Regions from separate parts of the Mus musculus genome. Here region 2 is linked to region 1. The links are chromatin contacts, found by Hi-C or POLR2A ChIA-PET in ENCODE. All regions are on one chromosome and are shown on one strand. Each heading gives the region's core, a stretch centred on a gene start or an enhancer-like site at or near the end of the contact. The rest is flanking DNA. Distances are from core to core; before and after follow the strand shown. Region 1 holds the start of Ptgfrn (prostaglandin F2 receptor negative regulator). Region 2 overlaps Ptgfrn (prostaglandin F2 receptor negative regulator).

Region 1 (6,812 bases), core at 574-3,073:
GCTGCTGGAAGAGCCAGGCCTTACGTTTTCCCGTAGTTCCAGCATATTTCAAAACTTAACATGAGGCTCATATTCAGGCTTGATAGAATGGAAAGAAACAAAAGAAAATTGACCTTCCTACAGAAATTCTGGGAAAAAGAACAACAGGAACATGGATAGGGGTGGGGGAAACTCTGGGAAAGGCTTGGTGGCAAGACAGAAATTAAAAGAAAAAAAATATTGAGGGGGAAATATACTCAACACCAAAGTTACCATACCATTTTATCTCTGTTTAATTGTTACCACTTTGTGACAGTAAGTAAACCTCCATTGTTGAACCACCAGGAATTTGTTTATTTTGGTCTTTTGAAACAGGGTCTCCTGTAGCCCAAGCCGGCCTTGATCTCTGTTTGAAGCCAGGGACGGATGACCTTGAGCCCATCCTGCCTCTACCTACAGAGTGCAGTGGAGGTCACCACGCCTGGCTGGGAATACAATTTTAGGAGTCTCTTTCGGAAGGGTTCACACCTGGCCAGTCAGTCGCATGTCAGTTGGCAGAAACGAGAAACGCTTGTGGAAATCAGAACAAGCTTAATGTTCTGCACCAGAGAAGGCAGTTTCCCCAGGAACATCTGTGATTTGTTTTACATATATTAATGAAAGGCCCGGGCGACGGAGGGGGTCACTGGATACCAGTGAGCCTTTCTGAATGTCTGATTCATCCTTGGGACGTTTTAAACAAGGAACGCTGATTTTCCCCCCAGAGCTGTGGAGTCTTTTGTATTCAAATCCAAAGCACAAAACTCTATTGTGGGAGGAAAAAGAGTCTTTAATGGAAACCCAGTTGTGTCCACTTAAAGCAATGAATATAGTCTCAGGCGGCAGACATACCATTTGAAGCACTACGGCTAATAATAGATGGTGTGGGTTTTCTTTTCTTTTCTTTTCTTTTTTTTCTTTTCTTTTATGGGTACCTTAGTTGGAAGTTGTTCTAATTAGTACCACAGGGACCCTGGAGAGGAGGGAGGTGGGCCAGGAAGGAGGCAGGCCCACCCAACTACAGGGTGGTGGGTTAGAGAGCCTTGTTGAATTTGATGCTTGGCTGAGAGTCCCTTGCCAACTCTCCCAAGCACATCAGGCCTCTGGACCATGAGGGGGTGGGAATTCACTGCCTTTGAAGCTCTTTCATTCCTATCTGTGTAATTATTTTTAGCAAGGGCTAAGCAGGTGGCTGGTGGCATGCTTAGCTGGAGACCAGAGGGTGTACGTGTGGGTTGCTGGCTGCGAGACACTCGTGGGGATTCCACCGCGAAGGAATGCCGGGCGTCCCGGGATAGGGCCCAAAAGATGAGGTTTCCAGACAAGTCTTCCAGGCCAACTTTTAAAGGTCGGAGGAAAGTTTTTCGAGGGCTGGGGGCCCGAGGGGAAGGCTGAGTGGGCTCGGGCGTCTCCTCCCCTTTAAGCGGGTGGCCCCAGCGCCTCCTCCGTTACCTGGAGCGGGGAGGGGCTTGGGAAAGTTTGTGTTTGTTGCTGGCAAAGCGCCGGGTGGGAGGCGCGGGCGGGCGGACGCCACGGCTCTTCCCTTTTGCTTTCGGGAGGCGGTCCGGGTTGCTGCGCCCTGGGATCGGCGAGGCCGGCTCCGGGGCCCGGCGGCTGGCGGAGGGCGGGAGAGGAGGAGGAGGAGGGCCGCGACGAGCCAGGTGCGCACGTCCGCGCCGGCGCTGGGCTCGCTCGGCCAGCGGGGAGAGCGGAGCAGGCGCGCGGCCCGGCGGAGCAGCCGACTCTGGAGCAGCCGGAGCTGGAGGAGGAGGAGGAGGAGCGGCGGCGGGGAAGGAGGAGGAGGCGGAGAGTCGCTCCCGCCGGCCGAGCATGGGGCGCCCGGCGCCGAGGCCGCTGCTGCTGGCGCTCCTGTCGCTGGGTGAGTGCGCGTGGGGCGCGGCGGGGCGCGGTGGGGCGCTGGGTCCCGGGGGGGCGCGGCTGCCGCTCGGGGCCTGGGGCACCCGGGGCGCCCGGGGCGGCTCCCGGGAGACCGGGATCCGGAGCGCCGGGCCGCCGGCCGGGCGGGGAGCGATGTGGGGCCGATCTGAGCCCGGTGCACATCCTCCTGGGCCCGCGCTCCCAGTAGCCGGAGCCGCCCGGCCTGACCGAGCCGGGTCCTCACGTGTGCCGGGGGAGTGGCTCGTGGCCGGTTCTCCCACAGCGCTCTCTACCTGTTGGCCACCGTGAGCCGGGCTCACCTTGAACTCCCGGCCCCGGAAGGTGCGGGCGGCCCCGGCCCGCGTACCCGGCTGGGCGGAAATGTGAGCCTTTGCTGTGTCCCGCCATAGCCGAGGCCGGTCGGGATCGCTCTTCATTCGCTAGCCCATGCTGAGTTGCTTTTCCAGGGAAGCAAGAGAATCCAACTTCCTTCCACGAAGGTCACTGGGTAGCCCAGCGTTACTGTGACAGTCTTGTACCATCCCTGCCATCTAGCCAAATCTGCCTCAGTGTTGCCTTCCAGCGTCTCCTGAAGCTAGCTAGGCTCGGATTTATACACAAAGACCCGAGAGCCCAGCTTTTCCAACTTTTCTACCTGTTACTTCCCTCGTTACTGCCCCCTTCTCCTTTACCCTCTGGAAACCCTTGGTGTCTCTCAGTGGTTTGGCCCAGTATCCCCTCACCCACCTAAGGAATCTTTCCTGGGCTCCCCCCCCCTCCATTTTCCATTCACTCCTTACACAGACACCATCTTCACATAGATACACAGGGTGATCTTAACCAGCCACTTGATGTATTTATTTAATGCCTGCCTTGGTTCAGGAAGGCAGATCCCCAAGTGTGGTTATATGCGTGGTTCCCTGTGACCAGTGGCATCTAGGACAAGCAGAATTCCAGACCCAGCCCTGGGTTCCCTTCCAAGCCCCTGCAGACGATGTATCTCAAGCTTTCCCAGAGCACGTGGTGTGTGTTGCCTATCCCAGCCTGGCCTCAGCTGCACAGGGGCTAAATGACTGCACTTCTGATGGTGTGAGGATCCCCGTGGGGACCTCCTGCCACCACTCCCCTTCTGCTGGCATTAGGACTTTACTGTCCCAGCTCCCCATGAGTCCTGGCTGCCTGTGAACTAGCCTTTCTGGCTGCTACTGTGATACTTCACCTCCGAGGGGTTTTCTGGAAATGACTCCCTCTAAGAACTCCCCTAGACATAATTCTCCAGCCACAACCCATGTACAGAAAACATCCAATAGTCTTCTGTGGTTTCTGATCTGCCAGGCATCAGTCTTTGCAAGTTGTGTATTTGTTGCATATTGCTGGGGACAGTCGCCACCATTTAATTGGCTTATACGTCTGGGTCAGGCAGGGCCATGGCCTATGGTTGCACAGATTCCTGGGGCACCACTCCCATCTGCTACTCACTTTGTGGTTTATGTGACTGACTCTCCCTAGAGTGGTCAGTGTGTAGTCTGTGGATGTACCAGTTGAGAGGGTAGCGTGAGGTAGAAGTTTAAAAAGGATGCCCTTGGGGGCCTAGGGTTGTAGCTCTGTGCTTGTTTATCTTTGCCAGGTTTTGGATTCCATCCCTCAGACCAAGTGAATAAACAAACCACAGCCAGCAGCCCAGGGTCGGGAAAGCACAGCTTGGGGAATGAATCATGGTGGTATACCCGTGCATCCAACCTTGATGAGACTTAAAGACTTTTGGATGTGACTGTGACTGCCCTGTGCAGATTCACCTAGCAATTCTCTGAACCATTGATGTGCCATCTACAAACTCTGCCCCTGGGTACCTCACTAGGTGCAGCTTCAGCCTGACCTCTGAAGCAGCTTCCCAGTGTAGCATCATTTTCCACATCCATTGAGCCTGGAAGTGGAGTGTGTTGATAGGCAAGATGGTCTTCCCTTGGGTCTTGCTGCCGGAATGGAATCGTGAAGTCACTGCTACTTGTATGGTAACCCCTCTGTGGGCTTCGCCTGAACCCCAGCCCTTTGTTTTGTAGCTTTCCCAAGCACAAGTTCAGACTGTGTCCATCCTTCTGAGCGAGCCCCACACCCCACTCCCCCATACTGTGTTTCCCCTGTTGTAGCCAAGGCCTTGGAGGCTCCTCACGAAGACAACTTCTGACTCCTCCCTGACCGGTTTTCTCCTGCTCTCCTCTAAGGTCACCATTTTCCTAATGGATGATTTCGGGGTTCGCACCAGTGTGCATTGAGCTCTTGTGACTTTTCTTGTGTTTGCTTTCTCCTCTTTCTGCTTTAGAGATTTCATTCTAAGCACCTGTTTGCTACTCTTCACGGAATCTGTTGCGCCTTCTAGCCTGCCTGCCCCCTCTCTTCCCTGTCTAAGTCCCTCTGCCTCTGAGGCTCACTTTTCCTTGAAGCTTTCTCACTAAGCCCCGACCAGTGGGCCAGACTCACTCAGACCCAGCTGGCAGTGACCAAGGTATAGCACCTCACTGGGTGCTTGACTGGGCTGTTGTAGACAGTGGTAAAAACAGTGTATTTCTTGACCCCAGCTCAGCACTGGGGGGGAAGCGGGAAGGAAGGGGTTCATTTTGACTTGGTGTTTGGAGTTGCTTTTACCTAAGAGGTGACATATGAGCTGAGCCTTGAGAATAATTGGGATTTTGGAAGAAAGGATAGACGAGCGTCCCAGGGCTCTGGGGAAAAGCATAAAGTGTGGGTGAGTGAAGTGCACTGCTCCTTCAGAAATGGCACCGGAGTTGTTCCATGAGTTGGGAGGAGGGGGAGGAGGGGGAGAGAAAGATGACTGGTGAGGTAGGGGGTGTTAGGGGAGGTGTGAAGTGGTCTGAATTGTGAATTTTTGGCTCCTTATAGGTGGCCAGGCAGCCTTTGTCTTATGTCCATGGCTCCTGTTCCCAAGTCTTACATCCCTACCTGATTGTCCTCCAGAGGCAGGACCCCATTGGTCTTGCTCTCTCTCTATTCTCTTAATATTAGGCTGTACAACTCTCATACATAGGATGTGTTTGACTAACTGAGCACATATAGATGGGTATGTCCTTTTCTTATTTTATTATTTGTGGGTAGCCATGAGAGTCATTAATAGATTCTCTACATCTTTTTTAAAAATGCAAATCTGCTAAGATCGCTTTTAAATGACAAAAGTATCACACCTATATTTTCAAATTCAATTGCTGTAAAAGGGTATTATGCTAATTAGGTAGGCTGTTCTGCCTTAATTGCACAGTTCTGGCGCAGTGGTTCAAACAGTAGGATCATCCCCTCCCCCGTGCCCCCAACAGTGAAGTGCTTCTGAGGGAGAGTTTGGGTAGGCCCTTCTTTCACACAGCCCTCTGGTCCCAGGTTGGTGCCCATCCTGGTTTTCAGGATCACTTTATCTGTCATCCTTACTTTTCCAGCCCCACAAAGGAGGGAGACAGCTTGGATATTATAATGGGTACTTCATGGGCAAAGCCTGGAAGTGACATCATTTCTGTGTGTATTCCATTGGAGACAATTTAGTTCCATGTCACACTAGCTGCAAGGGAAGCTAGAGAACACAGCGAAACCTGGCAGCCATCTGCCAACTACCGTGGAAAACAGAAGGATGGATTTGGGGTTTGGAGACACCAAGGAGTTTCATGGAGGATGCATGACACAAGATAAACTTCGTCTTTTTTTTTTTTTTTTTTTTTTTTTTTTTTTTTTTTTTTGGTGGTGCTAAGGAATGAACTGGAAGCTTGTACACTTTACTACTGAGCCTCACCCTCAGCCTTGTTCTTCTCTGGTGGCTTCTGTAAGGCCTCTGTGCACCTAGCAGATACAGGGCACCAGTAGCTGTCACTTGAGAGTCAGGATCTGTCAGTCATTCAGATCTTGGGAAAGGCTCAGTTATTTTCTCCTTATAGATGATGAGGAACTAGGTGCCCAGAGTTGTGAAACAACATGTTCAGTCATAGCAGGACTCCATCCCGCGGGTGCTAAGGATCAGCTGACCGTTGTTCACTGTGCCCGTGTGCTGCCCATTGTTTGAGATTTAGATGAAGAAAAGATGATCGTGGTCAGAATACAAAGCTGGAATTAAAAATAGGATCAGGGGTGTGTGTGTGGCCCAGGTGCAATGCAGAAGGGAGTAATGGTGTCAGCATGCACCTCTCAGATGTGACAACCTGCAACCTTGCAGGTCCTCATTGCCCGCTCAGAGGAATGGGGCTCAGACAAAGCCTGTTGCTGCTCCACAGGGCACCGCGTCAGGAGGAAGGCTCGCAGGAGAAACACGCGTGAATCCCTCTAGCTTAAACAGCCTTTGAAGTGCTGTGGTCTTCAGAGATTTCTTGGCACTTATTTCAGTCTTGTTAACAGAATTCCTGTATCTGCCAAGCTGATTAATGCCTGCCCTGGCTATAATTATTCTTATTAGCCTGCTGGATAGGAGCGGTAGTTGTCAGTGATATTCCTTACAAGGCAGTCGGGCTAGGCGGCTTTTATATGGCTATTTGGTTTTAGTGATGAGCTGCTGAGCTGATTTTTCTCCTATAGATGATTCTATATGTATGGATTGGCGCTGCGTCTGGCAGGGAATAAAGTGTGGGCTTGTCTGTTGGAGTGTGTCTGTGTCTCACTTTATCAAATGAAGTTGGTAGAAGCTGTCAGGACCAGTTCATAGCTGTTTGCTTTAATTGCATTGGTTTCTTTAAGGCAGGACTGCTGGGCCATTTGACTCTGCTATGGGAAAATCACTCGAACTGGCAAAAAAATTCTAAATAATTTATCTTCTGGAAAAGGCGAAATGCTAGAGTTGGCAGAGTTGGTGGTGGTTACCCCCTTTATCCTCCAACACACACACATACACACACATACACACACACACACACACACACACACACACACAC
Region 2 (7,470 bases), core at 3,798-6,297, 40 kb after region 1:
AAATTCATGAAACATCATACACAAGGTGACAGAGGAAGAATTATAACTGAAGTAGTTAGGAAAATGTCTCTAAGACAAATTTGTTTTATACTGGTACTTTGCTTCATTATTAACACGTGAATAATAAGCCATATTGCAGGCCTGACAACCATCTGAATTTCTAGGGAGCAGTGAATGCAGATGATGTTTCAGATGTCTACAACTACTGTAAAGTCATGTATGAAGAAGACCTCTTATTTCTGTCGGTGACCAAGCCCTGGGTATAGGCCATACTATACCACCTTGTTGCTTATTTTCACCAAGGCAGGAAATGCGATGTCTCAGCTCAGTGCAGGCTAATGAAAATAAAATTAGGAACAAATGTCCCATTCACGTGCACAGGCTCCCTAAATTCTCTGTGGATCGTAAGTTAAGAGTCATTGCTCAAGGGTTATGAGTTCACTGTGTGTGCCCTCTCTCCCTCCTCATTCCTCTCCCTCTGGCCTTGTAACCCTCTCTCTATCTTTATTTATGGTTTTAGACAGTTTTACTGGCCTAAAACTCACAGGCTTGTCTTGAACTCACAGAGATCTGCCTGCCTCTGCCTTCCAAATGCTAGGACGTGTCCCACCATACCCAACTGTGGAGGTGGTCTTTTGCTTTTAATCAATCTCTGTACTGGTCACAGGTGACTGGTCGTGCTCACTGACCACTGTGGCATTGTAAGTGACACAGAGCCACTTAATAGAAAAGCTGTGTCACCTCTGTGGTAAGTCCTCCTGTGGTGATACTAATCATACTTAAATAGATTTAGCTATATTCTCCTGGAGAAAGCCGGGATTGCCACAGGCTTTGCCCAGATCTCCTCTTGCATTCCGAATCCTTAGAGCTCCTCCCTGCAGCTTGCTCTATATCATCTTCCAGTGTCAGACCCACGAATCTAGAATATATTGTTATTCTCCATATATATAAAACCCATGGTTAGTGATAGGACAGATATTTAGCCATGTTCACTGAGAAAATGGCAAAGTAGACTACACAGCTGCAAAGACATAGCTGCCAGTGTTTCTGGGCCCTAGGAATGCATTTGATCTGTAAAGAGACAGAAGGATAAACAACTTTCAACCCCTTTTTCCTAATACTATGCCCACCTCATTTTCTGTCATGTGTTGGGATGGATGTTGGACTTGGCTTAAAATAATTGTTTGAAATATATGTCAAGATTTGTAAATATTCATATGGAAGCAATATCTTCCAGAGGCCATAGGCTCTTAGGATGGGTGTTTTCTGAACTGGGCACCAGTCTTTATCCCTGAGCTTCCTGGGAAGAGCTGTGGCTGCTGAATGGGTTTTGCTGGAAGACGGGGACTGTGTCTCATTTGACTCCACAGGGAGAAGTTAGCTAGCTGTCTGTCATTTAGTGACAGTTCCCAGAGCATCATTGTAACTTGAAATTTTCCACTCTGATTACAGATGTTTCACATCTTTAAAAAAAAAAAAAAGCCCTGAATAGAGTAAAATGTTTCCATTTAAAAGCTTTGGCAATGGAATGCTGAACAAGACCTCTCTTGAGTCAGGGACACTCAATACTTCAAGTATTTACCTAAATATAGCTTACTTTAATTGTCCCCAGTCATGAGAGAACAGTAGCATGGAGAATCCAGAACTCATTGGGTTTGGGGTTCAGTGTGTGTCTCCTGCTTGAGGTTTAGCCAGGTGTGTCTAAGAAAATGATAGTCTACATACGTCGTACTGTGAAGGAACTGTAGTCTACATACATCACGTTGTGAAGGGCTGAATCACTAGGAAAATTGTCTGGTTTCACTTTCCTGGCTCATCAGCATAGAAGTTTTCACCCCGCCCCCAGGATGCTGGAGCCAGCGATGCTAGGGAGGCTCTACCTGGAGCTACTGTGTGCTTCCGCCTCCGCTTCGGTAAATGACCATAATAGTACCCACCCCTGTTGTTATTCTCAGAATCTACTTACAATAAGTACACAAAAGCCATAGGCGATTTTTACTGGTGTTCTTTGTTGCTCTTTTCCAACACCAATTTAGTGTGTGTCATGAATTTATTCATTAACTATTCCTCTAGCACTTTCAACTGTACAAAGCCTTCTAATTTTAACACCATAAATCAACCTAAAGGGGCGACCATGAGGGAGGTAAGGAGAAGGGAGGAGAGGGGACACGCGTCACTCGATCACTCGATGGGCTTGTTTTTCCTCTTCCAGCTCTGCAACTGGCCGTGCCCAGGACAGTGTCTGTGACTGAAGGAAAGGACCTGGATCTTTCTTGCAACATCACAACAGACCGTGTGGATGATGTCCGGCCTGAGGTGACATGGTACTTCAAAAAGACACCCGATACCTCTTTACTTGCCTCCCACATGCTGGCGCGGCTTGACCGTGATTCCCTGGTCCACAGCTCACCACACGTTGCTCTCAGTCACGTGGATACCCGCTCTTACCATCTACTGGTGCGAGATGTTAGCAAAGAAAACTCGGGCTACTATCTTTGCCTTGTGGCCCTCTGGGCTCCTGGACACAACAGGAGCTGGCACAAGGTGGCAGAGGCCATGTCTGCCCCGTCTGGTGTAAGCGTGACCTGGCTAGGTGAGTAAGTAGCTTGAGGAATGCCATTTAGCTTCTCTGCTTAATCCTTCCTGCACTCAGGAAGTGTGTGGTGTGCTGGGCATTCTGCCCCATGTAGATGTGTGGCTCAGACAAGTGTCCTTGAGCTCCCAGCTATAAGGAAGCCGGATGGGTTGCAGCAGTGTGGCCAGCAAGGGCAAGCATGGGTGGTGTTTGTCTCCATGCCCCTGCTGGAGGAAGTGGCTTCTTTGTTGTTGAGAGTGTCTGCCTGGGAGAACTGAGGTGAATGGCTCTGCAGTGGCTTTGTTACAGAGACAGCCATTCTCTTCTCTTTACTTAGACTCCTGGGTATTTCTGCCCTGGGCTAGGGCTCCCTAAAGCTCAATGAGAAAGAGCAGCCACTCCTCCAGCTAATGGCGAATGTTTTCTACCCTTGATGCACTGGAAGCCCCTGGTAGTTTTAACTGCAAATATCATTTACAGTAGGGGCCATCTTCCTCCCTGTCTCTCCTCAGGCTCCCAGTCCTGGAGCTGCCCCAGGTGGAGGAGTGGAGGTGTCACCTCACCCCATGCTTTATAGCAGCTTGTAACATGGGAACGTGACTGGTATCCTCACTGTGTCATCCTGCTTGTCATGTATGTGATCCCTGGAGCGCCCTTCCTTATCACATATGTGATTGTGGCTGTGTTCTACTTGTCCTATGTCCTCTGATAGATTGTCATCTCGTTATCATGTGTGCTTCCTGGAGAGTGCTCATTTTGTAATGTGTGTGCTGTGTGCTGCCAGGTAAGCCCTCCTTCATTATGTATGTGCTCCCTTGTGTATGTCTCACGTTTTCATGTGTGCTCCCTGGGAAGTCTTCATTTTGTCATATGTGCTCCCTGGTGTCCTCACTTTGTCATCTGTGTCCTTCCTGCTGTGTTCACTTTGTCATTTGTGTTCTCCCTGCTGTGCCCACTTTATCCTGCTTGCTCTTTGGTATCCCTGCTTTGTCATCTATGTGATCCTACCATGTCTTACATGAGATTGCTGGCTTTGACCTGATCTCTTTCCTGTAGTGCCCCTGGTCTTTTTTCTTATGCATCTGACCATGGGGAGGAATGTGTAGTAGCTCCTTTTGTTCAAGGGTGGTAATGGCCTTGATCATTCAATTCAGCTTAGGTGGGAGGGGCTGGTGGGGTGTGGCTGGCTCCCCACCTGCTTCATTTCCACAGTGGTCAGCCTATGGTCAGCTCTTCACTGCCCTCACAGGGCTTTGAGCCCTGACAAAGACACTTGATTTGTCTTTGATTAAGGAGGCAACACTGATCTTTAAAGGGCAGTAAAAGACTTCATCCTCTGTCTGATGCTAACCCTCCTCCTACATGTGCATGTCTCCAGCTCCTATGGAATTCTTCTCTGTCTTATATAGAGGTCCTATGCTGGCTCAAGGGTGCACTCCCTGTCTGTCTGTCCCTAAGAAATGGATGGGAACTTGTGAATGGTAGTACGGTGCAAGGGAAAGCATCCTTAGAGAGTAAGCGGTAGGGAAAGGCTAGTTGGGACTGAGACTGGGGGGGGGGTGGTAGCCCTGTGAGCAAAGTGGGGCTTTGATATCTAAAGAGCGAAAGGAGCAGGCTTATCTGCTTTCATTCCTGCAGTCAGGAGCCTGCGCTCCGAGGCGCTCTGTGAAGTCCTGGGCTGGAACAATGTTGGCCCAGCCAGGACTCTCCTTAGCAACCTTCAAAATAAAACAGATGTTGTCAGCACCAAGAGAAGAGTTTTCATCTCTGGAGTTGAATCTGTCTCACAGCTCTGATCCTGGTGCATTGTGTGGTGCTGTCAAATCCCCACTCTGGCTTCCTCCCCTCCCCGCCCCCTCCAACTTCTGAGTCCTAGCTCTGGGATTTTTTTTTTTTTTTGTGAAAATTCTGCCTGCACTCCAATTCTGAGGGTTTCTTTGAAGTCCTGGTGTATTGATCCCACATACCCTGGGGGAAGTACAGGCACTGTCAGACATCAGGGGCAAGCTCTGGGAGGGAACGGGCTTTGTAACTGAAGGGATTTGTTGGTGACGTGTTCTCCAGAGACTGAGGGGAAATAAAGAGGCTAAACTGTGGGAAAGACTCCCTGATTATCCTAAGGGTCCTGCCACTCGTTTTCCTGCAGAGTGCCGGTGCCATTGTGAAAGACATGAGTGCACATCTCCAGTGCATGCATGGAGCCCCAGAGCTTCTGTGTGCTTTACACAGACTAGGCCTGCCCCAACATATAGATAGCGTAAAACCCATGCATCCAAACCCAGAACTGTATGCAGGCATGACCGTGGCTTAGAGTATGCAGAGGCCCTTGCATAATTGTGAGCTCACCAGGAGTGTAAACATTATAAAAACAACTGTGTTCTTCTCTGTCTTCCTCTTAAGCCTTCACCCCGGTCTCTGTGACTCATGGTTTGCAGCTGCTTGGACGCTTGTCAGGAGACGAGTCGGGCCTGAGTACAGCCACAGGCCTTTAGTCACAGTCTGCAGACTGCATTCTCTGCCCAGAAACTGAGGCAGCTGACTGACCCTACATGTTTTCTCTAGAAATGTAATTTGTGCATGCCATCAAATACAACTCGGGCCTGTATAAGATAATGAAGATGTGACACACACACACTCACAGACACACACACACACAAAGCCAGGAACACAGCTGACCTGCTAAGTATAGAGGTCATCCTAGGTAGGTGATGTGGACTGTTGTCTCTTAGAGAGTGGGATCCTCGTGCCCATGTGATGCAGCACTTGGTTTTGCACTTGACACATTGAGAATTCTAATTACCATTTATTGAACACCTTTTCCAGGCCCTGACGGAGAACTTTATATGTATTAAATGGTCAGGTGGGAAGTGCTTATGATCATCTTTGGGAAGGAGACTCTTCCCCCATTGGCTAATTCTGGTTTCTTGTCTGGGATGGCTTAGAATTGTGGCTTTAGTTGAATCTGTCCTAGGCATTGTCTTCGTGTATGGGGAATGTCTTTGGCCTTGGAAGTCAGCTCTACCTCCTGAGACAACCAGTCCCAAGTCCTAAAGATGGGCTGTTCCTGTTGTCCCAGTTGATGACGGGGTGGGAACTGTCTTAGCCCATTGTCTTACATGGGCCTACTATCGATGGTCTGAGAAATGAACAACCCTTTGCAGCAGGGTGGGAGGATCTGGTGAATTTTTGTAAGAAGGTGAGAGAAAGGCCTTTTGCTAAGATTTGTATTCCTCTTTGAAGAAGGAAAAGCTCTAGTTGGTTTGCAAAATGAAGAACAAAGCAACAGACATAAAGAAATAATCAAGATCAAAAGAGGCAAAGAGAATCCAAGAGCAGTTATTGCTTGGGATGAGTTAGTTGAGTGGTTGGCATGAATTTGTTGCTGCATTTGAGCACCAAATTTGTAGAGTTTTGAAGGCGAGACAAAAAGAGATGTTCTTATCCAGTTGTCTGAGAAAGAAAACATAAACTTTTGGAGAGGCAAACTTTTTCTTGGCACTGAATTTATCCCATGTTTTTTTCATTTTGGGGTGGAGGTGGGGGCAGTGGATAATTTAATGGCTAGTGCCCACAACTGTTCTTTTACCAAAGGCCTTCAGTGATTGTTCAAATGTATGTTTCTTATACCCATGCTCTCTAAGAGATGAGGGTGTGAATTGTAAGTGTGGAAAGGAGTTTCTCTCTCGAAAGAACTTGAATTGCTTCAGGAAACAAATGTTGCTTTGTGTTGATCCAATTTAGTGTATGGCTGAAACAGAGAGCCAAGCGGAATGGCCAGTTAATCTGCACATTTTAAGCCATCTCTCTGTGCTATCAAATGTCTTAAACGAGCCCTTGGCAGGAGTTGGTTACTAATCAGTTTATGGTTGAGCTCTCTGCCCGAAGTACCAGACTTCTGTTAATTAGAGAGGGCTCCTAAGGCTCAGGATGCAGGAGGAGGCACAAGAGCAGGAGGGGGCAGGGCTGAGCTCTGCTGGTCAGTCCTGAGAGTGGATTTGCATTCTTCACCACTGGAGAACTGGCATCTCTTCAGCAGTGTGCCAGCAAGGAAGGTAATTACTTTCTTCTTTAAAAGGAGCTGTTAACCTGCTAAGCACTTGGTAGACACTCCGGTGTTCTGGGCCGTCTGTAGGACAGACATCCTGGTTAGATATATGGTGGTTTTTAGCATGGCTATTGCCTGTATCTGTCCAGGATTATTCCAGAAAACCGGTGGAGTAGTGGAGTCTGCTTTGTCGGTTTCGGCATTCTTGGTTTAATGGGAGTGCATCAACCTGGCCCGGCGCCTCCCAGTTACATCCCTGGTACTTTCCTTGGTGTTGGTGGTGACTTATTAGTGCTTAAGGGTCTCCCTCACCAACTTGTTAGCCAGCTAGGACGTAGGAGTACTCATGCATTCAGGAACCAAACTAGCATGGAGGAATCAGGAAAATGTGTGTAGGAAAATGGACGTCGAATTCCCAAGAGGTGCAAGGGTTAGAGCCAGCCCTTCCTCCTGTGCTCTGGATATTCCTGGCCCTCTCTGAGAGGAGTGAATGAGGATGAAGGGAGCTGAGGCAGGCCATCTGAACTGCGTATTGCTCTGAGATGGCTAATGCTGACTTCTGTCATGATAATTGTTCCTCTTGGACTCTGCAGAGCTATCCCTCCCACCCCACCCCCATCACAGGACTTAATTTGTAGCCATCTCTGTTTAAATATGAGAGTCTTTATTATACAGATGAGTGTGCTAACTCTTGGAGTATCTGACCGTGGCAAGTGCCTGGAAAGTGGAGTGCTCCTCCTGGTCTTTCTAACCCTGCCCTTCCCACATTATCTATACAAGGTTACAGTTGGAGAGAGGGGGTTAAAACATGCCCTCCTGGAATGCAGCATGTGTGCCTGGGGAGCAGGGT

Evidence for each region. A loop is a pair of places that touch in the nucleus more often than their neighbours do. ChIA-PET counts read pairs that join two places held with the same protein, here RNA polymerase II (POLR2A).
Region 2: a loop to region 1 is called in a map of heart, with 2.0 times the contacts of the local background. The contact joins the enhancer-like site here to the promoter of Ptgfrn in region 1. A Hi-C loop is called at or near these places in 5 of 37 maps with a recorded cell type or tissue (heart and left cerebral cortex). POLR2A ChIA-PET finds 5 or more read pairs at or near these places in 4 of 5 experiments (Patski and embryonic stem cell).

Annotation. Positions count from the first base shown.
Region 1 is chr3:101,105,177-101,111,988 of GRCm38, reverse strand. It overlaps Ptgfrn (prostaglandin F2 receptor negative regulator), which reads left to right and starts at 1,823. Exons shown (of 9, transcript NM_011197.3): 1 at 1,823-1,897. The coding sequence starts at 1,849. Gm52612 reads right to left here and starts at 3,023. Exons shown (of 1, transcript XM_030252967.1): 1 at 249-3,023. The coding sequence starts at 2,079. The coding sequence ends at 1,438.
Region 2 is chr3:101,067,933-101,075,402 of GRCm38, reverse strand. It overlaps Ptgfrn (prostaglandin F2 receptor negative regulator), which reads left to right. Exons shown (of 9, transcript NM_011197.3): 4 at 2,213-2,593. Among named protein-coding and RNA genes, the nearest start is that of Gm52612, 37 kb to the left of the region's middle. Within about 2 kb of position 5,047, at least 1 of the 3 ENCODE cell types and tissues checked has a DNase peak (open chromatin) inside an H3K27ac peak, as active enhancers do; it is heart, where a contact is called at or near this core.